Regions from separate parts of the Homo sapiens genome. Here region 1 is linked to region 2. Evidence: chromatin loops called from intact Hi-C (ENCODE). Cell type or tissue: mammary epithelial cell. All regions are shown on one strand.

Region 1 (2,500 bases), 110 kb after region 2:
GAGTGGAAGGAAGGAGATGCCTCCCCTGTGTGCCGTGCATGGCCATTCGCATGACTGCTGGGTTCTATTCATCCTAGAGGGTTCATAGACATGAGTTCCCACCCAGCCCGCTCCTGCCTGAAGAAGGAAGACGTTCTCCCCCAGCCCAGGTATCTGGGTGTGAGTTGGGTCCTTAGATGGGAAAAGCATGCTGGAAGTTTTATCGGAGATAGGAAAGAAAGAGCACCCTGGTTTTTTTTTTTTTTTTTTTTTTTTTTTTTAAATCTCTTGGTCTTGTTCTTTTGGATCTCGACTTCCAGGAATTGAAATGTTTAGGAAACTGCTCCTGCCCTTAGCCAATGCATTCTCGACACAGCCGCGTGTTCTACTTACCTAGTGCTGCCTACCACATTCCCCAAATTTTCGTGCTGTCAAACAAGGATTTTTAAATGATGGATTCTGTGGGGCAGAATTCTTTTTCTTTTTTGAGATGGAGTCTTGCTCTGTTGCCCAGGCTGGAGGGTACTGGTGCGATCGATCTCAGCTTACTGCAACCTCCTCCTGTTGGGTTCATGTGATTCTCCTGTCTCAGCCTCCCAAGTAGCTGGGATTACAGGTGCGCACCACCACACCCAGCTAATTTTTGTATTTTTAGTAGAGACGGGGTTTCACCATTTTGACCAGGCTGGTCTCGAACTCCTGACCTCAGGTGATCTGCCCACCTTGGTCTCCCAAAGTGCTGGGACTACAGATGTGAGCTGCTGTGCCCGGCCTGATTTCTTTTTGAAGTATAAGATGTATGCCAATTTTATTCCAGATACATGCCTATTGCAAAGCACGGTGCCTGACACATGATATTCACCCAGCAGAGATGTGTTACATGAACAAATAAGTGTTACAAGGTGCCCAGTTCACACAGGCCAGCTGAAAGCTGATTCTGGGGCTGGCCTGGAGCCCCAGTTGACCACATCTCCTAAAGGTCCCTGGGCTTCGTTCCCTTCTGCTCTCTCCTAGTATCTGCAGCCTTGATTTCATGCTTCACCCTGACCCAACCGTGCTAGGGCATTAAAGAGAGGTCCCTGCCCGTCAAGGCTGGGTGTTAGGTGGGAAGCAACGCCCCCTCGCGGCTAGCGTGCTGGTGGCTGTCACAGATCTCAAAAGGAAGACACCTCTGGGAACCAGAGTTTAGAGATCCAGCTGCCCTTTCCCTTGACATTCATTGAGATTCATTTCCACCCTCAGGGAGTCTGGGTTTTATTGGTATTTGTGAAGGTTTCTTTGTATTACGGTTGGCAACTAGGGAAAGATGTCATCACACAAATAAGCTTGCAAAGAGCTGAGTGGAAAATGTTGCAAATATTAAGAAAGTGACTTTTTGGTCACATTCCCCTGGCTGCCACCAGGTGAATTGACTTAGGGCAACTGTGACTTACTTTTGGCTTATAACTTCCATGAATAAAGCCCGTATAATTATGCTGTGACCCCACAGCTAATTATCTTTCTTTCACTCGCTCTGCTCTGGCCCTGTGGTCTCTGCTGATCTTCAAAGCCATGCAGAAGGCCCCACCATTAGGGCCTTTGCACTTTCTGTCCCCAACTGCTCTTGACCTAGGGGTTTTCACGGCTCACCTCCTTCTCTCCTTCAAGTCTTTACTGAAAGAACATCTTCTCCACAAGGCCTTCTCTGACCAACCTGTTTAAAATTGCAAGCTCCCTGCCATGGTAGGCTCCAGACCCCTCCAAAGAACTTAGCTCCTTTTAAAATAATGTGTTCATTGGCCGGGCCTGTTATCTCAGCACTTGGGGAGGCCAAGGCGGGTGGATCATTTGAGGTCAGGAGTTTGAGACCAGTGTGGCCAACCTGCAGAAACCCTGTCTCTACCAAAAATACAAAAATTAGCCGGGCATGGCAGTGCTTGTACTTGCAACTGCTTACGAGGCTGAGGCCTGGGCAACAGAGCAAGACTCTGTCTCAAAAAAACAAAAACAAAATGATTTTTTGCTAATTGTCTGACTGTTCCCACCAGACGTCATGCTCTAGGAGGGTAGGAATTTGTGTCTGCTTTCTTCACTGCTGCATCCCCAGATCCTGGGACAGTGCCTGGATCATAGTAGGACCTCAATGAATATTTGTTACATGAACGAATAAACAACTCTGTCAATTACCATCTTTCATTCTGGGCATATAACAGTTTTGATAATCAATACCAACAACCTGTAAGATATTTCTTATTGTCTCTGTTTTATAGAAGAAGAAACACAGGCTCAGAGAGGTCAATTAACTTGCCTAACGGCACACAGCTACTTCCTGGCTGAGTTTGAAATAGAGTTAAAATGAAGCTGACACTCAAATCAATGCACAGTGTGCTCTTTTTTTTTTTTTTTTCTTTTGATGGCATCTTGCTCTGTCACCCAGGCTGGAGTGCAGTGGCACAATCTCAGCTCACTGCAACCTCCACCTCCCGCGTTCAAGTGGTTCTCCTGCCTCAGCCTCCCTGGTAGCTGGGATTACAGGTGTGTG
Region 2 (2,500 bases):
GCTGGACATCTGGATTTTTAATAAGCTTGTCACAGATGTGTCCCAAGGTTGAAAATGACTGCCCTGTTTTGCATAACGTGGAGGGTTGTTGAGACTATTGTCATGGTGTATTTACTGTGTCCCCCTCTTAAAGAAGAGCCACAGGGGCAATTTCCCTTAGGTCTCAGTCCTGAGCTGATCTTACCAACACCGTGAAACTGACTGATGGTGTTTAGAGGCAAACCTACCGCTCCTTTAAAACATTTTTTTATTCATAATCGACACACAGTAATTATTCCTACTGATGGGGTGCGGTGTGCAGCATGGATGGACATATACATTGCATAGTGATCAAGTCAGAGTGTTTAACATGTCCTCGACCTCAAACGTATTGTCTCTTGGTGGTGAGAACATTTAAAACCCTCTCTTCTAGTTATTGTGGCACATACAGTCCACTGGGCAGGACCCAAGGGCGGCATTGTGGGTGTCGTGGCAAGCACAGGGCTTTAGAACCAGAGGCCCCGGTTTAAAGCCCCGCATCATCTAGGTTGCATAATCTGTTTCTCATTAATATAATGGAGACGATGCGTCCCTCGCCAAAACGCCGTTAAGAACTCACAGGCAAAAAAGTGTAAAAAGCCTGGGCCGGCGTCCGGCACGACACTCGGGGCCAGGGAGCCAGGGAACCAGGGAACTGGCGCGTACGGCGGACCCGGGGCTCCCAGCTCCTCCTCCCCCCCAGAGGCCGCACCTGCGGCGCCTGCCGCGAGGGTTCGAGAGCCGCCTCCGGCCGGGGAGGGCAGAGGCCGGTGGGGCAGCGGCAGCGGCAGCGCGCAGGGCGCTCGTCCCCCCGAGGCCGGCTTCGCGCGCCGGCGCCGGGCGCTTTGTTGGAGCCAGGCCCGGCCCCCCGGGCCGCCGGCCGCGTCGGGCTCACCTGCAGGCGGTGGCTCTTGACTAGGTGCATGTTGAGCGCGGGGCTGTTGGGCAGGATCTTGCCGCAGCCGCGCACGGTGCACAGGATGTTGGTCCGCACGGCCCGGGACAGCTCGCTCACCGACGGCTGGATCAGCTCCCCCGCCGGCGGCGCGGGGACAGCGGGCTGCTGCGTCGCCCCCGCGGGCCGCGGCCGGCTGCCCCTCAGTCGGGGTCCCGGGGGCACCCACGGGCCCGAGGCGGCGGCGGCGGCTCCTGTCGTGGCCGCCGGGACGGCCCGGGCACCCGCCGCCAGAGCCGCGGACCCCGCCGCCGCCGCCGCCTCCGAGGCCGCCATGGCTCCCGCACGGCCGCCCGGCCCAGTTCGTAGGCCCCGCCCCCGCCGCAGCCACTTCCGGCAGGGGGCGAGGCCGCCAGGCTTGTTAGCATCCGGCGGGCCCAGGCGGCCGCGGCGCCCCCTGCCGGCCGCGGAGGGCGCGCCTTGGAGGGAGAGGACTTTAGGTGACGCCGCCAGGAGGCGAAATTTCACCTGCCAGCAGGTAAAAGGTATTGCCCCGCCTCTCTAATCGATCCATTCTTCCTAGGAAAGTGACTTCAGGCAGTAGTCACATAAAAGAAAAAGCAATACGTTGAGCAATGCGTTTACTTCCCAAAGATTAGAAACAACCCAAATGTCTAGTGGCAGGTGAGGCAGAAGTACACTGATTTCCGCCGTTGTTTATTACCTAGGCCTTACTGGGTACCAGGTGGGTCTGGTGGATGCACTTTTCATGCTGTGTCTCATTTTGTCTTCAAAACGACTGTAGCGGGTATGTACTGTAACTTGCCCCACCTTGTGCAGAGAAGGACATTTAGGCTTATATAAATTAAGTAACTTGACCTAGACCACACTATACAAATGAAAAGATTGTTATTATTGATAGGATTAATCATTTTAAGAAGGCTGGATTTGCTTGCTTCTATTTTAGCTGCTGAAATTAGGATTACTGTTTGGGAGACACTGCAGTTCAGTATACGATTACAAAACTTAATACTTAGACTGGGTAGTTCATGTAAATGGACATAGGAGGCTGGGGTAGACAAAAGGGAGGGGTGAGGACTGCAGTGAAATTGGAAACACATCCTTTATTAAAAGGGGGCAGCTGCTACTCATCTTTGGTATGGCTAGAGTTTTATGTGAAAATTTCCACCTTTTACATACTAGCAGCTATATTCGTTTTCTCTTGCTATTAATAAATTACCACAAACTTACTGCCTTAACACAAATTTATTATCTTCCAGCTCTGGAGGTCAAAAGAAATGAGACTGCTGGGCTAAGATCAAGGTGTCAGCAGGGCTGTATTCCTTCCCAAGGCTCCAGGGGAGAATCTGTTCACTTGCCTTTCCCAGCTTCTAGAGGTTGCCTACATTCCTTGGCTTGCGGACCCTTCCTCCATCTCCAGAATCAGTAACGGTGAGTTGAGTCTTCGTCACATCACATCACTCTGATTTCTTCAGTAGTGATCCCTCTGATTCTTCTATTCTTGAGGCCCCCTGTGATGACATTGGGCCCATTCAAATCATCCAGGATAATTTCTCCAACTGCCAA

What was found. A loop is a pair of places that touch in the nucleus more often than their neighbours do. Peaks named below come from ENCODE experiments on the same cell type or tissue, not always from the same donor. Only the 100,000 strongest peaks of a DNase experiment are listed, where the experiment ranks them.
Region 1: a loop joins it to region 2, with 34 times the contacts of the local background. A loop is called at or near these places in 6 of 110 quality-filtered maps.

The regions. Positions count from the first base shown.
Region 1 is chr16:80,923,305-80,925,804 of GRCh38, reverse strand. No RefSeq gene overlaps it. Among named protein-coding and RNA genes, the nearest start is that of ARLNC1, 32 kb to the right of the region's middle. In mammary epithelial cell, a CTCF peak has its summit at 1,083 (motif pointing left); no DNase peak of the experiment used is centred here.
Region 2 is chr16:81,034,620-81,037,119 of GRCh38, reverse strand. ATMIN (ATM interactor) reads right to left here and starts at 1,278. Exons shown (of 4, transcript NM_015251.3): 1 at 914-1,278. The coding sequence starts at 1,249. CENPN-AS1 (CENPN antisense RNA 1) reads left to right here. Exons shown (of 4, transcript XR_007065134.1): 1 at 1-383; 2 at 2,194-2,365. RefSeq lists silencers at 609-958, 1,169-1,458. In mammary epithelial cell, a CTCF peak has its summit at 1,408 (motif pointing left); a DNase peak (open chromatin) is centred at 1,309; H3K4me3 peaks cover 1,195 bases; H3K27ac peaks cover 1,111 bases.